Linked DNA regions of Mus musculus: regions 2 and 3 are each linked to region 1. The links are chromatin loops, found by intact Hi-C in ENCODE. Cell type or tissue: left cerebral cortex. All regions are shown on one strand.

Region 1 (8,000 bases):
TGAAATAATACCAAGTAGTCTCTTTTGATGTCATTATATTAAATCAATTTAGAGTATATCCCCAAAACAGATTCTCATAGCCATCTTATGGGAAAGAATTTAGATTTAAGGAGGAAATTTATTTAAATCTCAAACCTGGTTCTCGTGCTTCCCAGTTTATGCAACATCTGGGAAGGGTTATTATTAATTTTAATTTGTGACATGGTATTTATCTTCCTAATGGTAATTATTATGCAGTTTTGGGGGGTAAGAAAAGCACAATAAGACTATTTGATTATATAATAGAGAATTTTATCTAATAGTATGGGTAACCCAGGCGAAACATGGACGTTATGCCAAATTATAATGTAGTTATAGTTTTACAAACATTTTACAAAAATGTAATTTTTTTCTCATTAAATATCTGATCCACTTGTGTTTTAAGTATTTTGATGATTTATTAGTCATGAATGTATCTGCATTGAAAATTTATTAGATACAAGATGATTCCTAGCTGAATTTTATTTTCATTAAAATTAGCCAAATCTATTTATACACGGATAAAACAAATGAGTATAAATACATAATTTTAATTTGTATATATATATATATATGTATATAATTTTCATACTTATACACATATCCTAAAATTATGTAATATTTTTTAAATGATGAGAATGTAATGGGTAGTATTTTATAGTAGGTGGAAAATTGGGGTACTCACTTTTCTAGTACCAGTCAAAGGAAGGTAACAACATTTTAGCAATATGTTAATGAGACTTTGGGTAGAAAGCCTATGATACCTAGAGACAAAATATATGTGCTCCAAGAGCTTCACTTTCACTGGCATGTGTTTCCCACGACCGGGGAAGAAGGGATGGAATGACTTCTCGGTATAAGAAGATGTTCCTCTCTATACGCTTAGCAGAAGTTGACATCATAATGTTGTTTGATTCGGACATAATCGAGGATAACGTCTGTTTGTAGTGGCTTTTCAGATGTTTCAGTGACCATTTGCTTCTAGGTAACATGTTCATTCATTTTTTTCGTTTTATGGAATTGGATGACATGGCTAGTATTGCTTTTTTTCGAGTGGGGAAAAAAGAGTGGTATCTTCACGTCTAAATTCTTCAAGGAAGGACTTACATTTTTCATTTGGTTACATAAACTTCATCCAGACCTTTTCATTTTACATGTGCAATTTCCTCAAGAGAATTTTCATCTGTCCCAGCAAAAGGGAATGGCTCTTCTCCCTTAGATTCACAGAGAGGTCTTGAGATGTTATTCCATTGGCTCTAAAGTAAGCAATGATACCTTGGCACACAAATAGCACCATACTTAAGTGAATCCATTATCAGTGGGAACATACACTTCCTTAAAGTTATGATATCGCAATCCAGAAGGCTTTCATTCTAAATTAGGGCTGTCCGCCATTGTAAAATGTCATTGTTATCTATAAATGTGTTTTAGACTGCATTCATAGGTGTGTCCTGGGACCTATGCAGCCTGAGGCATGTTGGACATACATGCCTTAAAGTGCATAAGAAAAAGAAATTGCTGCATTGTAGAAATAATAATGCTGAAAGTCTTGTTTGTGCACTGCAAAATATAACCTTCAAAACTCTTAGCAAAGGGATCTTTTAAGATAACAGTCAGTTTCCATTCATTTGAAAACAATACTTAAGACACTTAGTAAAGACGATAAAAACTAATTTAGAGTTACAAGCACATTTTTGATACCGTTATGAGTTTCTGGCCACCGCTCTGTGAAACTCAAAGCTCATAAACAACAACCTCTGTAATTTTTGTACTTATCTTTACTTCAAGTTTGAATTGCGGAGATCAGTTCCAATTCTCTTTGACTTGGTTTTGATTCTCTAAATAGCCACACAGGACTTACAAAAGTGTCATCTCAGTGGTTACGGTATGAGGAATAAAGGGGGAGTGGTGATTATTTCTGTAACCGTCTTAACTGCAGAGAGCACGGTTGTTGTACTGATTGGGTGCCTGGGGGGGGGGCACTATGCCAAAACAGATCTCCAGAAAATTATGACGCAGGCAAAGATAAAAATTACCATCTAGTTCTCAACTGTTTGTGCTAAACAAGAGATGTAGAATTTTGCATGCAGTGAGAATGGCCTTTAACTCCCCCTTTATTCCTCATACCGTAACCACTGAGATGACACTTTTGTAAGTCCTGCATGGCTATTTAGAGAATCAAAATCAGAATCAGGCAAGATTATTTGCCAAAGATGTAATTCAGTAACTTTCTTAGCAGCCCTGTCAGACAACATTCCTTACTATGCACTAGGTTAGCAGCATGCTACTGAAACCACAAATGATATGTACAAGACATTTAGCTAAGGTCCTCTGTCAGGACTGACTTAATTCTGGATGGAAATATCTGATAAATCCCATCTAGTAGGGTACAGAAGTGGGCCCTCACTGTCTTTGTGAGCCTATTGCTATTATTTGTGAAATATGGCTTAGTGGATGACTCTAACACGTCCAGCATCTGTATAATTATTTTTGCCATAGGGAGAAACTCGTTGTATATTGTTCTCTGTGAGAACTAAATATTTTATTTTCCCTCTTAAACAATTCAGCTACTTAATCAAGGATAAAATGTGCACTGCATACTCGAAGACAAATATAATTGAAGATTTTTTAAATGTCAAACATGCTTTCCCTGAATTGCTTAAATGAGAACCACTGTCTCTGTGTTTTGTCTTCACTTTCCCTGACCATGACTATAATTTCAGTGACATGGTAACAGAGAAAGGATCAGACAACCCCACTTCAAGCCTCTGATGAATTACCTGGGTGCCCCTGCAGATTACAGCATCCTGTTTTGCCTGAAGCTCATTTCTTCCTTCTTACCTGTGATCCCATGCCTACCCTAGATAGGAAGCAGGTAATTGCATTTATTAATTGCTACTTTGAGATGCCTTCATCAACAAGGAGGCAAAAACACATGGAAATACTCAGAACATACACAGCTGTGGGAGACTCCTATTAACCCTTTGATGTGCGGTGCAGTCGCTTACATAAAGTGGAAGGCCATTTATAAAACAACTTCTCCTTCAGGAATTTCTTTCAATTCTTCACAGGTTATGTAAGCCAGCATCAAGGCCATTAAACCAGGAGTTGCTAGAGCATTTTTATTTAATACCTGAGGATAATACTGAAGGACTTATCCAAACAAGAGTTCCAAGTTAGGCATGGAGGTAGACACCTGAAATCCCAGTAGCTGGAAGACTGAAGCAAGAGGATCAGAAGACGTATGCCATTCTTAGCTAAATAGGCTAGCCTGAGCTACATGAAATCATCTCTCAACCCTTGCCCCCGCCCCAGAAACAAATTCCAAATCCTACCTTCTCAAACCCAAATATGTCTGTAGTGAAGACCTTTAAATGGTAAAACATTGCACCCTTTTGGCTTATAGATACGTGGTAATATATGCTTGTTCTTCTGCATTCCTAGGGTTTATGTTGAAGTAGCATGAACAGCAAGGCTGTTTTAAGGATGCATCCTTAGAAAATATTTTTAAACGAAGCTGCAGCTGGGCATGCAACTTACTTCACAGGCAATGAGCAAGCAAGGAAGCAGGGCAACGGGGCATAACAACTGAAATGAGCATTAGGAATTGTTTGCTACTCTTGAGCAAACTGAGTGTCATTTCTCCCCAGTTCTGGCCTCCAACAGTCTATACAGTGAAGTTGGTGATGCACAGGAACTACCTCGTGGCTTATCTTTGAGGAAAGGGGGAGAGGGGGGGGGACATATCCAGAAATGCTATTTAAACAAATGGTTTAATGGCCTTTGATGCAAGACCAGGTGGGAGAGCAAGGGATTCAGGCACCGTGAGACAGCTCCAGACTTTGGGTTTTGAGTTAGCAACATTGTTAAGAAGCAAAGTTGACACAGTTTCTCACCAGAAAGGCTAGGTAGCAAAGCGATGAAATTTGTTTCTGACATAGTGTTTCTGCCAGATCCTGGCTTACCAGGCTGGCTTCCTGCCTAATCCCCGGCATTTTCATCAGATTTGAGGAAGGAATAAAGCCAGCCATTGGGTATTAGAACATATTTCTAGAACATTTTGGATCTCTTCTATAAATAGAGTCACATCGCCATGCTACTTTAACAAATATTGAGAATATGAGACCACAGATTTTAGATTAAAAGTATGTACATGTAAGCAGGACTGCTGTCTGCATAAAAACGTGTGAGTTTCCTCTCTGTATACAGGCATTGTATGAGTCGCACATGCCATAACTTGTAGGGATCTGTTTTAAATGTCTTGCTTAAATTACTATGTTAAAATTTAAAAGTCAAGCAAATCACTACAAGACATGTCTAAGACTAGCAATCAAAATGTGACATTTTAAAAGAAAACCAGCATATCCCTAAGCCCAAACTATACCACTTTTTTTTTTAAGGTTTAATTTTTTTTTATGTCATCTTGATGATTTTTCCCTCTAGGGAGTCATAGATACTTTCTGAGCAACTCCTCAAAAACACAGAATAAATATTGATGGTAGAAGAGAGCTTGACTTCTCTAGGAACAAGGAGGGAGATGAATCCTGCCATGCCTTTGAGATTCTGTCATCAAGGACATATTGAGCACATAGGAACCATTTTTATTTCTCCTGGATTCTGACTTTTTTACCTGTACTTAGCCATTGAAGCATTTTACTGCTTACTGCATGAGTAGACGATATTATTATTTCAGCTCTCTGGCTATGTCACTACTCCGTGAATTCTCTGCTTTCTTCTTCCTTCCTGTAAGACCAATTCCCCCCTCAAACTTTTCCTTCCTGCTCTCTCTTTTCATTGTCCTTATCATTCCCCCCCCCCACACACACCTTTTCTTTCTTTTTGACACTTCATACATATGTCCCTAGAGATGCGGAGCCAGAAGGCTTTTTTGTCTTAATTCTATCATCTCCATTACCAGCTTGGTTCAGTTTTTCCAACAACCAAGTCATGTAACATGGGTACATTATAACAACCAAGACATGTAGCGTGTAATGTGTATACATTAGCATCATAAAACATATATATGCATATGTGTATGCATATATATATATATATATATATGAACATGTGCTTAATCTGTTTACATAATTGACAATGCTTAGTGGAATGTGCCATGACTTGACTGATTTTTAATAATTTGCATATTTAGGCCTCCTTATGCATAATCTTTAGACCCAAACTGATTGCAGAGAAAAATGAAGAATTACGCTCTAAAACAAAAAGTGATAACTTAGCATGGAGTGCTCTGCATGCTACCCTTGGCAATGCATTCCTTCTTCTTACCTTAATTGGTACACAGTTCTGTATTAGGGAAATATTTGTGTTACACTATTAGATCTTTATAGTAGATTTTTCCATTTTACAGATGCAATAAATAAAAAGCGATTGCTTTGGGTGGCTACAATTATACTTAGCATGTTTTTATATTTTTGTTTATTAATTTATATTGCCTTAGTGCTTAATAATGAGAATCAAATGTGTCATAATCCTCCCTATATAAGAGACTTAGTTTGCTCTTGGTGATCACAAACAAACAAAATCTATAATCATTAAATCAAAGTCTGTTTCTTATTGAAAAGATGAGGATGTTTTAATATTCTGTTATTTCTGCTATGCTAATTTTGAGGGGATTAAGTTCGTTTTTAAAAATTAATCAAGCACACATTCTTAGTCTATTAAAAAAAAACTGAAAAGAATTTCAAAGCCTATGCCATAACTCAGTTTTCCTTTAGTTACCACTGTATTATGATGATGTCAGATTAGGAATCCCATTTTCCTCCTTATTTCTAAATTCCATAGCTCTAAGGTATCTGATACCCTTAAGGATGCAAAGAACCGTGATTGGAATAGTAGGAGCGTTAGCTGGGCCATAGCTTCCTGATGCCCTCTCTCATTGCTCTCCTTGGCACTCACAGATAGAGTTTCTCATTGCCCCTCACCTAGCACTGTTAGGAAACGCTTGAGCCTATTGGTGCTTTCCCTTCCTAGTCCTATTTCTATGTTCCCCAAGAAATCAGAACCAAACCCTAACTGTAAATTAATCCCATGTGAAGTCTCTCTGCTGACATCTTCTGTCCTCAAGACCAGATTTAGGAGGAAACACTAGAACTCATGATCATTGCAATATGAATTAATATCACTGGCATCATGGATTCTCTTATATAAGGAAATAGAAATTATCATTGAGGTTGGATTATGGAAATAATGGAAAATTGTTTGAATAGACTAGACCTTTGTAGGGGCTCTTAGATGAGGAAAATGCCATCGCTGTCTTATTTCTCCATACATATCAAATACTTTCCCACATGGTTTGAATTCTGAATCCTATTTAATAACATTGATATGGTTGATAATATGTCCATATCTTTTAATAAGAGAATGATGGAAAGGAACATTTAAGGAACTTGCCCATGGTTATAGGATGCAGTATGTCATGGGTAAATTCTTAGTCATCTGTTCACTGTGGCAATACATATTATTATCCTTGGACATATAAATGGCAGATGAAAAAGAATAGAGGGTGTTCCATAGTGGATAACAATGGAGATATAACACCTAAAGGCTAAGTAACTCCCCCAAAGTTTGCATCAATTAGACCATCATATTACTGTGATATAAGAATGAATCATGAATGAATCATGAATGAATCATTGTTCACTTGAAATGACCAGATCCAAGAGGGCGTATTACTTCTAAATATTTATACAGGAATACAAATATAATAATAACACTACTTGTTTGGTACTTGTTAGTATATAATGTATCAAACCACAGTATTATCTCTTCACTACGTACAGTGATTTGCCTGGCATATGACATAAACAATGCTGGCAATATAGGCATAAACATAGTAGACAGGTGTTCTAATTCTATGGCGTTTATGTGATAGGAGTGAAGACAGAAAATTAATAACAGCAACAAACTAGAACTATAGCAGCTTCAAATAGTAGTGGTCACTAGGAAATCACAAATAAGCTGATAAATCAAACAACTATAGTTGGGAATATTGAGAAAACAAAAAGAGAAATGGAGACATAAAAGAAGAAGGAGCCAGCCCTATAAGTGTCAGGAGAAGGCATTGCTGTCAAAGGAAAAACCAGCGCAAAAGTGAGCAGAATCAGCCCTCTGAATTTAACCATCCAGGACTGCTTCGTTGACCTTTACTCTGCCTTAACATTCTAATTAAAAACATCCTGCAGCCATCTAGACATTTCCAGGGTTATAATCGTCTATGATCCCACCATGTCCCAAGTATATGGGATTTATTTCTGTGTAGTATTTCCCTGGTTTGTCTGTATGCTATAGTGGTTTCAGTGTTATAAATATTGAGCGTAAGGTCAATGGAAACTATTTCTATATACCCTATACATACTGAGTCCACTCTTTATGGACAAATATTTTTATTCTCCATTATCATATGCTGGACTACACCCCCCTTATACACTTTCCATACATCTTTTTTTTCTTTTTAATTTCTGAGAATCAAGTACATGCCTTCACCCCAATTTTATTATTTTGATGGACTTAAGTGAACTCAGTGGGTTTTTATCGCAGTAATGACTTTTTTCAATGTAATTTCCTTTCGAGTATATTTTTTATTATAACCTACAAAACTCTAATTTAGATTTTGAGACAAAAGTAAATAAATACGGAGAACGTAATAAAACAAATCATTCTGTGTCGATTATCATTTAGACAACAGAGGTCTTGAAGTCTTAACCGGAAATTATTTTTACCTTTATCTTGTTTCATATCCTGGTTTCAAGAAGATAATACCCCAAGCTTGCCTAGGTCACTCTGTGATAGTAAAACAGGTGCTTACAGATGCTCATTGTCCTATGTGAAACCGCACCACCATTTAATCTGCTGCAGCAGTTATTAGGCGATAATTAAAGCGTCAATCTTAAGTGACCCACTTTTTTCCTTCCCTAAGATTCTCTATAAGCGTAATAATAACCACACATTTTTAAAATGGAGTCATG
Region 2 (8,000 bases), 180 kb before region 1:
CTTCTGTTTTGCAGGTTCATTCTCATAGTATTTATCAGAGCATGCACTGGATAGATTGGAATTGGTACTGGGCAAGGTGGTTGTATTTTGATGATAGGTTAAAAAAAAGATATGAATCCAAGTACAGATTTTGAACCAAACCTTAACAAACCTGAATTTTCAAGTGACTCTATAAGTTCTTCAGCAAGTCATTTCATTTCGTTTTCAAACCTAATGATTAGATATTTTCAATCCTATATAAAATCCTATGGAATCATACTATGAACCCCATGTGATCGTGACCCATTTTAAGAACTATTATTATGTCTAATATTATTTCATCATACTCTATATCCTTCTCCCCTTCTCAACCTGAGATTTTGACTGGTATCTCCAACAGCATAAACTTTAATGAACACTTCGGCATTCTCACTACAAGACAAAGGCTATAATTATTCTTTACAAGTCTTTGTGGCCACTTTCTTTTTGGTGGTGCCACAATCCAGGACCTTACCTACTTACTAAGCAAGTGATTTACCAGTTATAATATTGCTATTTCAATTTAATGTGTTAATATCACCAAATACCCAATTGCTTCAGATTGTCTTACTCTCTACAGTTATAAGCCTTCTACACAGTTACTACTCTTTTGAGTCATTATCATGATAATTTCCACATTTTAGGACCCATATCCTAATTATGACAGCTCTCTTTATATTATTTGCCTTTATTTATGCGTATGTCTATGAGCATTAATGAGTATACTGCATCACTTCTGCACACAAATCCACAATGATAGACTGGGACACAGAATCCCTGGGAACTGAAGGACAAAGTGACTGAGCCGCTGTGCAGGTTGTGGGAATAAAAGTCAGGTCTTCAGCAGGGGCAGTAAGTGCTCACAACTGAGCCATCTCGGCAGCACTGCCACCATTTACATTCTGTTTGGCCACTGAAGGAACTGAACTTGCAAAAAATGCTCCTTGAATTCCAATGTTCACCTACAGTTATTGTTGCAAAACACAAATTCCATTTCAATGGATCTGTGTTGGGTCTTGGAATCTTTTCCTAGCATGTTTCCATGCAATGCCAATGTACTTGTATCCGCTCTGCATATCTTGAGTTCAGTCTTGAGGGCAGAAAGAAGGAAGATGAGAGGAATGGAAGCAAATATTCTTTTACATTTATTTGCTACTAGTTGGGTTAAGGGTTTTGATTTTTCAGTCTGCCTTATAATCAGAGAGGCGCTATTTAAGTAAGTGATTGAAATGAAAATAATCCACTTGAATATCATAATCAGTTTTAAGTAGGCTTGTTGTTTTTGTAGGTTATACAGAGGGTTTTAAAAATATAGCACACAAGATCAGAGTACTTTGAAGCACACACATGAAATAGTTCTGATTTTCAGACCCAGGGGCATAAACATAATGGGAAATGAAAATATTGTCAGAAAATTAACTATATGTTATGACTCATTTTTGTTTTTATTCTTTAGCTGCTGTTGATTTATCCATTGTTCTTTCACCATTATATTATGAAATATATTGAGGAGTAGGTACTCTAAAGCTTCTAGTGGGCTATATAATTACTATGATTATCAACACAATTCATAAATGACAAAATGCACGTGAATGTATATGTGTTCCTACAACCACTGAGAGTTACCCAATCCCTGTAATGCCTCTATTGTACAAGTACTGTTTACAATAATGGTTGTAGATAAAAATTGAAACTCATAGGAATCAAAGAATAAAGACAAATATAAATCAAAGGAAATTAAAATGCTTATTATTTTCTAATCAACATTGATTGCCACATTTTTATAGAACACAATGGAATTGAGATGCAGATCTGTTTAGCCCTAATCATATCTGTGATTAAATATTCTAGAAAAATCATTTGCTAAAGATGTACTATATTTTAAATAACTGCATCTAGATACTACATCAAAATGTAGCTTGCAATTTTTACTTTGATATCATTTCAAACTTCCAAGAAATCTGTTAGATAAACACTTCTGCAGTCAAGTGGGGAAGAATAAAGTTCTAGGGAAGCTACAGGATTTATCCAAAATAACTTGTACTAGAGCAAGGGTCTGATTCTTATAATCCCCGAAATGTACCTATCTATGAATACTCACTCTTTTCCAAACATTTACTATTGTAAAAACCTAGTCATATGATTACATTTACTCTACTCTACCCATTTTAAGACTGATTACAAAGCTACTTAAGCTATATTGGAAGGAAATCATACCAATGACAAAGTAGATTTTTCCTTTGGGGGAAGAACTAGCTGTGCATATAGATTGTAATTATACAAATCAGCCCTACTGTTGTATATGCACAGTGTCTGAACTTGACCCTCGTCAGTATTTAGTCCTTTATTACAGTAGTTAACTATGAAGCAAATTACAAAACAAACACTTTGTACAAATGAGAACAGACACATTTTGTTTCCAGAGGTAGGAGTATTTACCTGCTTACAAATTACCCTCTGAGAAACACCATGTGTCATTATAATTTTGACTGTCTTCAACACGATACTTGTAGCATTTTTATCTCTCAGAAGGATTTTGCACCGAGAAACTGAACATATTGTGTGGTTGAGTCCCTAAGGCTTGGAGTGCCACACAGCTGTGCAAAGATCTTCTCTTCAAGTGACTTGACAAAGTAGAAAGGTTTCTTTTGGCCCTTGTACAAGTCAGGAGGCGAGTCATTTTCAGCTCAATTCCCACCAGCTGAGTTGAGCAATCTGTCTTGGTCCTCTTAAGGAATATTTGAATATCTAACGCTCAGTGGAAATTGGGCAGGGGGACTCTGATACATAGAAAGCAAAATATTCAATCAAATACTGCACTGAAATTTTAGGTGATTCTGATAGAGGAAGAAAGTGACTCTGTTACTTGTAGTGACACCAAAGACCTAATGTGAATCAAACAGGGGATTCTAACGCCTTCTGGAATCTTCTGACAGCATATCAGCAAAGCCAACCATGTGACTAGGCAGAGGTAACATCAGAACTGCCAGTTTCTCAAGCAAGGAAGACGTCCAAGGAGCCATATGCCACGGAAAATATGTCTCTCATAATTTGGCTTCTGAAATTAGTGGTTACTTCCCAGCAAAAAGAAACAGTAAAACGCTTATCATCTCCTACTAAAACTTTTGTGTTAGATACACTAATTCACTGACTGTCTATAGGGTTAAGTTGCTACATATAGATATTTTTAAAACATCTTAAGACAGAAGAAAATGAGAATTCTAAACTTCAGAAGCAGATAATCACACTAAAATACAGCAGACAGTTTTGTGATATGTACTCTGGCCCTAAGCCCTCTCACGTTTTTTCAAGGTCTTATTTACTGAATAGTAAAACCAGGTGCAAGAAAAGGTACTGAAAATTTCTCACAAACAGGAATGACATAAATATGTGTGGGCTCCAGGACCTGTTTGCATGTTAACAGGGACCAAGAAACCTTAAGTCAAAATAATGACACTCCAGGGAATTCCCTTCAGGCGCCAGTGAGCAGGAGGAAGAAGAATATTTCAGGGCACTGGTCCCTGTTTAGCATCTGAGAAAGCATATCACATGAGCGGTGATGACTCCAGCTATGTGCAAGAATGATTTTCAAATTAGAACTATGTTGGTTCAAACAAATTTTTTTTGTCTCAACTGTAGTTAGGCAAAATATGAATGGCATTATATCGTCTTCTTGTATAGATTATAGTCATATATTCTTTCTCAATAAATATAAATTATGTGAACATGTATTCTTGCTCTCCTTTAAAAAAAAAGAAAGAAAATGGAGATTCCAGGGGAGTCTGTATTACTTGCTAGTTTGCAAGAGTTTCAGGAATTAGAATTAATGTTGGAAGCTGACAGACTAGTATGTTCACATACACATGCCTGACACAACACGAGTATTATAATTAAAGATAAACTAGAGTGATAGTCACTGAAAAATGTTGTAAGTATGAGATATAGAGAAAAGCAGATGCAGGGCATAGCAATGAGACTATGGTGAAGTAGCAGATAATTATGAGGCAGACCTGTGGTTCAGGTAGTTGGGAGGTGGGGGCAAAAAGATTATAAATTCAAGGCATGCTTAGCAAACGTACCTAGACCGGATCTCAAAATTTAAAAACAAATAATGGAAAGGGCTGGAGATACAGTCTGGTGTTACAGCACCTGTCTGGCATTTTACAGGCTGAGGTTTAATTCCCAAGGCTGAGGAAAAACCAACAACACAACAAAATGAGATAGAAAGGAAAATAATAAAAAAGGAAATAATAAAGGTATCCCAGATATTTTCCTATTGTTAGGTAGGAAAAAATCTATTCTAATAATATTTAAAGCTGTTTCTTGATTAAATTAAAAAAAAAAGTAGGTGGAAAATTTCTTTTTATTGACCCAAGTACCTTACAGACAGCTCACTGCCAAGTAGCTTCCAGAAGAGGAAGAACACAGACACATGGAGAGTATTTTTTATGCATATTCTAATTTCTGTCTTAGGGCCAAGCCTAGGGAATCTCAAAATAAGTTAACCATGGGTTATAATTTTGTTTGACACTAACTATTAATAGAATCTGTATAACAAAATTGGGGGCCAAGTAGTAGATGTAGAATTCAAAGTAGCAAAACAACAAAATCATTGATAAATATAAGGTAGGAATATATTGTTAAGCAGGATAAATGGAAAGTCAGAGCTCCTTAGAAGGCTTCATTCTCTACTTTCTGAGATCTTACTTCCAACATGGTCTACCCTTCACAATTTAAACATGATTAGAATTGGTAGTGTTTTAAATGTGAATAAATGTCAGTGAAGCTCTGGATAAAGTGACAGAAGTGTTGGTTTAGTTTCTCCAAAGAGCACAAGAATTGTGACAAGATGCTTCAACAGAACTAGGAAAATTGTATGCAGACAGACAATAAGATCCATCAGGGCACTTTGCACGCTAAGATGGGCGTCTCCAGTGTGCCTCTGCACAAACCTGAGATTCAGAGTAACCTTTAGGCCTCTGCTAAATGATGTTCTAGTTGGGTAACACAATTATTGCCAATGGTGGTCTTCTGTTGCTCATGCTGGACTCTTAAGGGAATAATAAGATTGGTTTGAGACATATGAATCAAAGGATTTCTGAAGGCTAATGAAACCGAAGGTAGCTGAGAAGGGAGATGGTAGTTCTGGCACCAGCTGCTTGTTTCAAGTCCAGAAGTGTCTGTCTCCTGTCTCTGCACTTATTACAATTGAATTTGGCAAAGCAGCAGCACTTAATGCTGGCTTGTTTTTTTTTTTTTTTTTCTGGTGGAAAGATGTCCCTTTAACAAATAATGAGTGAGGGTCTTGGGGTCATAGAAAACTCATACTTTGAACATATAACTTCCTTTATACATTCCAGCCTTGGATCTGTTGCTTCTCACTCTTATCCAGTCTTGCTACAAAGTCCTGAACAAATCTGAGTACATACAGTTGTCCAAAGCAACGCCATTAAGAGTAATACCTAAACAAGATTTTCTATATAAACACAAGTTTAAAAACAAAACAAAACAAAAAAGCAGCAATAAACCCCCCCAATATCCAGTCTGAAGTCTGTAGGATTCTGAGGACAGATGAAAAGAAGCATAGACAAAGGAAGAACCTATGATCACAGTCAAAACAAAGCCAAATAGACTCACAAAGGTGGAAGCATTAAACATTATGAGGTGCCCGCACTGTCTGTGTGATATACAAAGTCCTCATAAAGCATGGGAAATGATCACTTCCCTTCCCCACTGCCAAAAGAGTGCCAAGCTGATTTAGTTCCCTATAACCCATTCAGCTTGATTAGTTTCTGATAAATGTTCCAGGATACTCTGTAGGTTGCTTATTACAACAGATGAATCTTAAAATATCAGTCTCGAAATCTAACATCTCTGCTGCAATTAGCTATCAGTCAAAGGTATTGATTGAGCTTCTCTTGAGTAGAGTACAGCTTTGTTTCACAGTGTCATGGAGCAGAGATATAGAGGTTGTCTGAGTTCTGACTGACATTAGATATAATCTCTATCATTTCAGGTCCTAACCTATACATCATAGACATCACCTGTGCAATCCACCGTCTATATTCTGCCTTCAACAAATTACTGTCTAGGGGAAATGGAGGCTTCTTGTGAAAGTCAATGAGCCAGTTTTGAGATCCATCCCTTTTCTGATTGATGGAAACTAATAGAAATATCTATTCTAACTACGTGTGAAATTTGAGCTTTATTGAATTTACAAATAGCTAATGATTTGTGATTCAAGGAATGTAATGATTCTTGAAAATTAGCTGCATCTTTTATATAATGATTTCTAAATTCTCCCTATACAACTACTAAGAGTCTGCTTAAATCCTTTTACAAAACTACAAGCATGAATTTGGCTGCTTTCTATGTTCCTATAGAGCATGTTTGAAGCATTATTTTTACCAACCACCTTTTATACATTACCCAATTGATAACAGTTCCTCATTTTGCAGGTTAGGTTTCATTTTGGTTTCATTAGCTGTGTCATATGACCCACTAACTGACTGTTCTATCAGTATAAGAAAACACCAGGGCTGAAATAAATGAACTGTGACATCTCAGGCCCACCACAAAAGAATATCTCACCTAGTAGAGATAGCAGGGGAGAGGAGGGGAGGGGAGGGGAGGGGAGGGGAGGGGAGGGGAGGGGAGGGGAGGGGAGGAGGATTCTCTATTGCGTGAGATACCATGTGTGACGTTGGCTTTTGTCTCCTTAGAGGGATTGCAGAAAAACTTGAAAGTAAATATTTGAACTTATATAACAGGAACAGGGAAAGAGTACCTGTGAATGTGTGCTGAATGTTTCAAAGCATGTTTGGAAGCATCACATGACCAACATGATGTCATTGTAAGGAGTGTTTATAAGAAACAGAAAGCTATCAAATCACTCCTAGCTGTGCAGCCATTGTACAAACAAACAAACAAACAAAAACCCAAACAAAAAACAAAAACAACAAAATCAACAAAATATATTGAGGCTATCATTATCTATAAAACATCTATCTCATGCCAGCTTATTAAAAACTAAAAACAAAAAACCCAATAATACTCAGAATAATTATTGAAGATAGCTAATACTAAATTTATTTTAGCATAGAAGTACCTGATCTCTGAGTGCTTTGTAACTTGGCCAAACTTCTATTTCTATTATCCCACAGACTTTGAACTCATCTTTTTCTGAAGGCAAAGCATGCATATCCAGTTTTAAAATAATTCAAAAGTTCTGGTGGATAGAATTTCCAACAGTGAATATAGAAATGATGAAGAAGCAAAATATTATTTGCAGGTTTGATTCCTGTTTCTCTACCTAAAATATTCAATATAAATATGACTCAGGCAGATTTAATAGCTTCTCCATATACAGGTAGGAAATTTGCTATCTTATTTTTCTCACTAGAGCATAAATGAAAATATTTTGGACTGTAGCTCCTTTCTAGAAAATTCTTTTAAGCATGAAAACTAGAACACCAAGGACTGAAAATGCCTTACACATATAATCTTTATCTAGCTTTATATAGAGAAATGAAAGATGGGAGGCAACATAAATATTTAGCAATACCAAATGCATAAACATCCTCTTCCTATAATTTCACATAACTGGAAAAATTGAAGTTCATAGTTATGTAAAATAATATCTATGCAGAAAATGCTTATGTTGCTATGACAACATTTTTTAAAAAGAATACTGAATTCTTTACACAATATTAATAGAACTCTATGTACCCTAAACCAAAAGCCAAACATGATGCATAGAAAATTAGGCACAAACCAAATATTAATTTTTGCTATTTTTATGTGATGAGAAAATAGTTGCTTTTGTCCTTATTACTCTAATTGAGTGCTTTTTCCTCATAATTTCTTGCATGGCTGAGCTTTATAATGGAAACTATCTGACCTTTTATTTCAATGAGTAGGGCAGTGAATTATATTTGTAAAAGTAAGTGTGATTAATGCAATTATCATCTGCAATCAGCACT
Region 3 (8,000 bases), 550 kb after region 1:
TGTCAAGGAGGGGAGATAAAATGTAGTGATATAAAGACATAAAGAGGAGTAATGGAACAGGAAGGGTTAAATGGAGCAGGGTGTAGGAAGGCTAGGTAGTAGGATGAGTATGAGGAGGAATAATTAATTCTAAAGGTCTTTCAAAGAATTTATATGAAAACCTAGGACTGTAGAAGCTTCCTAAAATATATGCATATATAGTATACATACATATATACATACATAAAAAGATACGCTTCTTATATTGATAGCTATAGTTAAGTACTAGTCAATCCTCATCAGAAAACCTCCTCCTCCTCCTCCTCCTCCTTCTCCTTCTCCTTCTCCTTCTCCTCCTCCTCCTCCTCCTCTTCCTTCTCCTCCTTCTCCTCCTTCTCCTTCTTCTCCTTCATCTTAAATGTTTATTTTATTTATATGAGTACACTGTCTCTATCTTTAGACATGCCAGAAGAGGATATCAGATTCTATTACAGATGGTTGTGAGGCACCATGTGGTTGCTGGGAATTGAACTCAGGACTTCTGGAACAGCAGTCAGTGCTCCTAACCTCTGAGCCATCTCTCCAGCCCCAAAAGCTGCTTCTTGCAGCAAGACTTCAAGAGAGAATAAGACACTGAAAAGAGTTCTTCCTCAAATGGAACATCAATCTCACACCCCTGCCCCCAAGGCCCCCAAGGGATCATCAAGGACAGGATGAGAGGACTGAAAGATTTAAGAGACAGAGATGGGGTGACCATCAGGAAACAGTAGTTCCTAAACACAACAGTGCTGCTGCATGTGTGCTACCACTCATTGTGATGGTGTGCATAAGACCTGTGGAAGCTCAAGGCAGACAAAGTCCCAGATTATAATCAGGGGATGGGGATTTGCTACTGGGATTGCTACCTTCTGAGAGAGAGAGAGAGAGAGAGAGAGAGAGAGAGAGTTTTCTTTAGGGTATGAACTCTGGTAGACTAACCATGCTCTAAGGGTTGGTCCAAGATACAAAGGTATTTGAGTAATCCAGAAAAGGCTTTAAAAAGAAACAAGAAAAAGAGAGAGAAATAGAAAGCCAACTGTTGGGTGGGTGGGGAGGTGGTGGATCTGGGAAGAGTTGAGGGAGAAGAAAGGAAAATGATCAAAATGGCTGATATGAAATTCTCTTAAGAATTTTAACAAACATTTACTGAAAAGACTAAAGTGGAGAGCAACTGAAGAGAGATGCTATGTCCAGCATATGCGCATGCGCACCTAAACCCACACATATGCACACATGAGCACATACACACAAAAGGACAACAAGACCCCTTGGTGCTCTCTGCCTTTCAGAGTCTAGAGCCTGACCACTGAAGCTCCCCATAGCCTTGGCTGTAGTGTCTCTAAAGCCATCGTGTCATCTTCACTGTTCCTGCTGATTTTAAGGTCACTACACATCTGCCAGCCACCACGATTGCTTGCCCTTCTCTCTCTACCCAACAGACAAGTCCTTTTTCTAATTGTGTTAGGCCTCATCCTTCCTGCACAAAACACCCAGCAACGACAGCAGCATGCCTTCTTCAAGGCCACAGAGCCTCCAGGGGCCCAGTCTCCCTGTCTTTCCAACCATGCCTCCTTTCAGTAGCTTCCCTAACACAGCCCCAGCCTCCTGGCCTTGTTTCCTCTATGCTGAGTCTAACCCCTGTTCTCCATGACTTCCCTCCCTCCCTCCCTCCCCCAGCTGCACTTTAACTATCTGTCTCCTTCCACTAAAGTAAAAGCTCCTTATGGCCAGAGTCATCTATCCTATGCTGTCCACGTCATCCTATGCTCTGTCCACGTGTTCGGGACCAGTTCCTGGCACAAAACCTACTTTACTAAATGCTTATCAAGTAATAGGACCTCCTCTTCAGAAATACTAAATGCCAGGTGTTAGACATGGCTCACCTGGAAGGCACAATTTTCCCAAAACAAACAGCTTATCTCTTTGAAGGGAATATTTCAAACCACTCTGTGATAAGAATGTATCCCAAAGTAAAGGAATGACGCGTCACGGGCCAGGCCACGGGCCATTGGTCTTTCAGTCCTAGTGGATTAAGATCTTCCAGCATGATTTCAGCACCCAGATCTTCAGACTAAACCTAATGACTTATTTCCTTTCTCCAGACAATTGATAAACAGAAACTCCTGGTCAATTCTCAGTATCATTTACTCCATCTTTCATCTTTACAAACCTGTCGGTGTCATCTTAATGCAGTTATAGCTCCACTCTGTGGAAAAACATGGAAGGTAGGTTTAAAAATCCAACATCAGTGTGTTTCCTGAGTGAACACTGAGAAAAATCTACCAAACTATATGAGAATGGTCATCTATTAAACACACACACACACACACACACACACACACACAACAGAGAGAGAGAGAGAGAGAGAGAGAGAGAGAGAGTACACTGTCCAAGGCTATTGGATTCTTATTTAGGTAGGAAGTAAAATCTCTAAAAATTAAGTATGAAGCCAGGGTCCAATCTTTTTTATAATTTACCTGCTCTCTTTCCAAGCTTCCTTTTCTTATTTCCATCGGCTTAAAACGGCTTAAAGACATTCTGTTAGGTATTTCAACCCTGACAGTAGTTACTAAGCCATGCGTTTAAAGAATTCACAACCACAAAACACAAAGTTCATTCCGGTCAGACCTAGAAACGAAATAATTACAAGCAAATGATTTCCTATGCCTGGATGAGATTCGGCCATGGCAGCAAGCAGGGGCAGCAATGCCCTTTTCTGAAAAGAAAAAAAGGGGTGGGGGGCGAGAGAATGTTTTTCACTAGCCTATCTTGACCCTGGCCCAGGGAAAACGATCCATCACAAGGCTGCCAATAGCCAGGGATAATAGCAAATCAAGATCTCAGCACTGTCCAGCTGGCCCGGCTTCCTGATCAGGTGCAGAAGTGAATTCATGATCCCTTCCAGGAAAGCCCGGAAATATTTTAACCTGACTTTGAATGTGGCTGCCTTGAGATCGTGGGGCTACAAGCCGGCCGGCCACAGGCAAGCTGCATTTCTAAAGCGCAGAACCACTACTGTGGTCACAGCGGAGGCCTCCAACTGTTTCAAACCAGCTCCAAGGTGTGACTATTGGAAACAGTGTTCCCGTTCCCTCTGTAGCCTGCAAGAGTTTGAGGGTGAGCTCTGGTGTGCACCTGGTGTTTCACTGAACGCATTTAGAAAGCTTCAACGCCAAGAAACTAGAAACTTAGCCAAATTTATCTTTTGCCGGCCTGAGATAAAACCCCTTATCTCCACCCTCCTCAGGCTTCTGTCCCTCTTTAGGCCTCAAGCTCTTCTATCAAAACAGCCTTAAAAGCAGAGGTCTAAATTCCTTAGCTCTAAAAGAAATGTTTGTTGGAGCTTCAAGGATGACCTTTCCTCAAGGAGCTGTGTGGGCGGCAGAACTTGGAACTACAGCCTGTGCGAGAATCCGAAAGCGGGAGGTTCCTGCAACCTGCGAAACTGCACGGTATTGCAGCTGCCGGCTTGGCCCACGCTGTGGATGCAAATTCGTTTCAAAATGTCACACTGTAGACTCTTTCCTTGGGTAGGTCATAGTCCACAGATGATGTGTAAACAATTAATTTTCCCTTCAGGAACGTAAGTACAAGTACCTAAAAGGCAGGGTTAGTACAACTGACTGATCTCCCGTTTCACAAATAAATAAGAATTTATCGGCAGACATGGTCAAACCATGGTAAGCAGTAGATCAAAATGTGTGAGGTAGGGGCTGGAGAGATGGCTCAGCAGTTAAAGGCACTGACTGCTCTTCCAGAGGTCCTGAGTTCAAATCCCAGCAACCACATGGTGGCTCACAACCATCTGTAATAAGATCCGATGCCCTCTTCTGGTGTGTCTGAAGACAGCTACAGTGTACTTATATATGATAAATAAATTTTAGAAAAAAATGTGTGAGGTAGGATCGAATAAAAGATGAATTTTAGCAGTGTGGACATTAATGTGCCCAACTTTCTCTCCCAGAAACTTCTACCTTCGATATTATGAACTGTTACAGTGCTCAGTGCTCAGTCCTAGAACAAAAATAAGAACTGAGTCTATGACAGGCAGGTATTCACTGTGTGGATTACAATGATGAATAGGACTCAGCCCACCAAAAAAAAAAAAAAAAAGAGCCGGGCATAGTGGCGCACACCTTTAATCCCAGCACTTGGGAGGCAGAGGCAGGCGAATTTCTGAGTTGAGGCCAGCCTGGTCTACAGAGTGAGTTCCAGGACAGCCAGGGCTATACAGAGAAACCCTGTCTCAAAAAACAAACAAACAAAAAAAGCCCCAAAAAAAGACTCAGCCCACTACAAAGCAATTTGCAATATAATAGTTTTAGACAGAAATGTGTGCAAATAATATCAAATCACTCAAAATGAAATTCAGGAAATCCCCCAAATCTGGGCAGAGTTCTCTTCAAGGCTGCCAGCAGCTGTTTCTGCCTGGACCTGCTTTCCCTCCGCCAACAGTACAGAGGTCAATTAGAAGAAGCAGGCCTTTGCTGAGCCTGCAATGCTCACAATTGCCCTGCCCCCAACCTGTGGTTCCACCAGCCTTGACTCCCTGGGCCTGCCATCTAGCTTGCTGCTTTGGGTAAGTATGAGTTGAGTAAATATTTTCTTGAGGCTGAAAATTTCTAACGATTTGGGTAAACAGACTCCAGAGTTTCTGGGGCTGGGCCAACCACACTTTTTCTTTAGGAAAAAAACAAAAAACAAACAACAACAAAAAAAACGCCTCATCCCTTTTCTTTCTGCCTTTTAAAGACATGTGGATAATTTTTGGATTAGCTTCTCTCTCTCTCTCTCTCTCTCTCTCTCTCTCTCTCTCTCTCTCTCTCTGGTTTTATTGAGTATGGGACTGTGGACAAACCCTGTTTAAGAAATTCTCCCTTCACGAAAGTAGGCCTAATTTTACATCTTCAGCTTCCCACCTATATGCTGACAGAAGTCCCGCCCTGTAAAATCATCCATTTAAAAGGATAAACAGACTCTCAGTAAACACCACAGTGTTTATTTGAATAGGAAAAATATACATAAGTAGTGGCCAGCAAGATGGCTCGGAGAATCAAGATGCTCCCTACCAAGGGTGCGGAGCTGAGTTTGGAGAGAACTGTGAGGTTTCTTCTTAAGCCCACACGTATACCGTGGCCTGTGTGTCCCAGCCCCACGTACATACACATAACAAATTAAGAAATGCAAACTATATAAGTAGAACATTTTGTAGTTTAGACTCATAGAAACAAACAAATCCCAGAGATCGTCCCATCTCGTGGTTTATGTCATGATTTTGTTTCATTTCTGTCTCTTTTGAAGGGCTAGGAAGCGAGCTGAGGACCTCGCGCATGCGTCGTAATCACTGGGCTACATCTCCCAGTCCTAACTTTGTCCAGGGTCTCACCATGTAGCCACGACTGACCTTGAATTCACTGGGTAGGTCAGAAGAGACGGAAACTCGTGATCCTCCTGCCTCAGCCTCTCACAAAGCAACAATTACAACCCTAGACCATCAGACGTGATCTCTTATTTTATGAACTAAAGGATTCACTCCGAGTCTATTTACTCATTCGCTCATGCATAACAAGTGACTGCAGTTTCGGTAGCGTTGGACCCTGCCTTACCACATCACGCGCTGTGGAGGAGAGGCCAGCAACCTGCAGTTTAGCAAGTCTTTCTAACACACCCACAAGCCTGAGGAATTCTTCCCTGCGCCCTATTAGTCAGGTGTATTAGTCAGGGCTCCTTAGCTTAACCGGATTAAACAGAAAAGGGGATCTGTTAGGCCATGCATATGAAAATTTTAGGGGGTAATACTTCTTCCTGAATAATCTGTGAAAAATAGTATATATTTTTCAATAGCTTCAAATGCCCTGCTCTGTGAACTAAATACTACTCTGGTGGGGTTATCCACGCCTTACTCCCAGGTAAACCGCGCCTGCCTGGTTTCCCAGTGCCGTCCAACAGATATTTAGGCACGAGGTTTGCGGTATTCAATTCCGCCACCACATCATGTCCATGTAACCCATTCTTGCAGGATCCATGACATAGCCGGGAGTAAAATGCTCTCCGTGCTCGCATCCCGTCAGAGAGCTTGCCTTGGCTTCACGAACAGCCTCATGTTTGACCATTGTGTGAAAATCCTATCTGCTCCAACTCTTCCTTAAGCATAGTCTTAGGAACGCCTATTCTATCTCGGATCTGACCCATACGGTATAGCCGTTGATTATCATTCTGTCAGGAACTGTTGTAGCATTTCTAAAACCTGGTATTCATTTCAGTAATTGCACGTGATGATAAGGATTAGAGGAATTCCATGTAAGCCAATGGTTGGCTGATTAAACCTCACAGGGTGGGAGGGACTTACATATCAGATAGTAACTCTTACTTGCCAAGTTCCAATGTGTTTCAACTAACATGACGTTTGTCCCATTTGTCTTCAGTCTGTCTCACTCACCTAGTGGGTGTGTTTGAGAGAGGCTATTTGTGTTTAGTGCAGCTTCTTCCATTTTGGGAGACTTGTAAGGGGAACCTTCAAAAGAAGACAACGCCTTTATCGGAGCAAAATGGGGAAGGGAATGTGGGCAGGCTGGCGATGTTGCAAGTTCATCTTCAAGCAGATGGTTTGTTTCATATCTGAGCTGAAGTTACTAATGCTCTCGTTACTGAAAGGTGGCCACTCTCCAAAGCTGCTTCATCTGCAGCAAGGGACATTTGATTCCCATTTGCCTGCGTACATCCTTGGTCCTCCAGGTGATCTGCGCTCCCGAGAGGAAGAAAACGGCTGTTGTTATCACAGTAAAATTAAATAATAGCCAACAACCATATCTTCTGCTATCTCCAGGAGTTGCCTTGCCCTCCTGGAGATTCATTCAAACCCCCCCCCCCACACACACACACACACACACATACACAACTGCCTTCTTTGCCATTTAAATTGGAGTTTGCTGTGAGAGAGGGACTGCTAGCTTTTCACCAGATGCATTTTCTTCTGCTTTATAAAAAACAACAAGACATCTAAATTTTTAAGGCGGAAAACGGCAGCCCCCAAAATAAAGACATTTCTCACCTCCGTGTCATGTACGTAAGTTTGGCCAGTGAGGGCTCACAGAGGGAGTTCACTGGAAACGAGAACAAAAGATACCCTTTGCTTCTGATTCTTCCTTGCTGTTTGCTGAAACGCAACCCTGATGTCTGGATGGAGGGTGGCCCTCCTGAAGCTGGAACTGGGAGGCAGAATGGGCTCCTGCGTGCTGGAGACAGCAGACCGTTCAATGGTTCGGAATTTCTGCAAGCTCCTTGTGAAATCCTTGTGGCTTGAAACTGTTCATGGTAGGAAAAAAATTTTCACCATAGGAATTAAGCAAATGCTACACAAATCAAGACTGCCTCCTCGCTACCCCTTGCCCTAAAAGTCAGTTTCCTCGTACTCCTGTGGAAATGACAGAGAAGGGCCTGAGGCCCTGAGAGTGATAAACAGCTCATCTTTCAAGCCTTAGATGACAGAAAACTCAGTCCCCCTCTTGCCTACTTATTTCCCTGTCTGCTTTCTGCCGGACAAAACCAAACCCAACTGGAACAAATTCCCACACAGAACCTGGGATCCAGCTACCACAGCTTTGCAACTTTAAGGTAATCGAAAAGGAATTTTCTGACTAGTTTTGCCTAAGTCAAGGATCCACATCTTAGCATTGTCTGTAGCAGCCAGGGATGTGGGTTCCATGGTACAAACCTGCTCCCCCCAAACTGTCCTTGTAATAGGTTCTGTAAGTTTACACCCACAAAAGAAGACAAGGGCCAAGCATGGCATTCGAATTAGTTCACCATGCTACCAGGAACATACGGATCTTTAGTGTCTAGATTCTATATTGTCTAGTCTATATCCCTTTAAGCCTATATATCTGAATTATTTTTCAAAACTCCATCATAAATAATGTCAACATGTTCTTTTCATAATTGTTAGATACAGATATTCTGTACCTGCTTAGCCATTCAATACT

The links. A loop is a pair of places that touch in the nucleus more often than their neighbours do. Peaks named below come from ENCODE experiments on the same cell type or tissue, not always from the same donor. Only the 100,000 strongest peaks of a DNase experiment are listed, where the experiment ranks them.
Region 2: it touches region 1 in a loop (2.5-fold over the local background); 2 of 42 quality-filtered maps call a loop at or near these places.
Region 3: a loop joins it to region 1, with 5 times the contacts of the local background. A loop is called at or near these places in 5 of 42 quality-filtered maps.

Annotation. Positions count from the first base shown.
Region 1 is chr10:108,999,676-109,007,675 of GRCm38, reverse strand. The region is part of intron 1 of Syt1 (synaptotagmin I); the gene reads left to right. Among named protein-coding and RNA genes, the nearest start is that of Syt1, 7.3 kb to the left of the region's middle. In left cerebral cortex, no CTCF peak of the experiment used is centred here; DNase peaks (open chromatin) are centred at 912, 1,999, 3,591 and 3,921; H3K4me3 peaks cover 3,355 bases; H3K27ac peaks cover 4,488 bases.
Region 2 is chr10:109,183,965-109,191,964 of GRCm38, reverse strand. No RefSeq gene overlaps it. Among named protein-coding and RNA genes, the nearest start is that of Syt1, 180 kb to the right of the region's middle. In left cerebral cortex, no CTCF peak of the experiment used is centred here; DNase peaks (open chromatin) are centred at 2,674, 2,984 and 3,521; H3K27ac peaks cover 1,414 bases.
Region 3 is chr10:108,450,292-108,458,291 of GRCm38, reverse strand. Gm36283 (predicted gene, 36283) reads right to left here. Exons shown (of 3, transcript NR_155870.1): 2 at 7,070-7,323; 3 at 6,676-6,758. It overlaps Gm36601 (a long non-coding RNA gene), which reads right to left and starts at 2,536. Exons shown (of 3, transcript XR_003949034.1): 1 at 2,496-2,536. In left cerebral cortex, CTCF peaks have their summits at 2,225, 3,642 and 3,841 (motif pointing left); DNase peaks (open chromatin) are centred at 1,086, 2,188, 3,413, 6,550 and 1 more place; H3K27ac peaks cover 3,794 bases.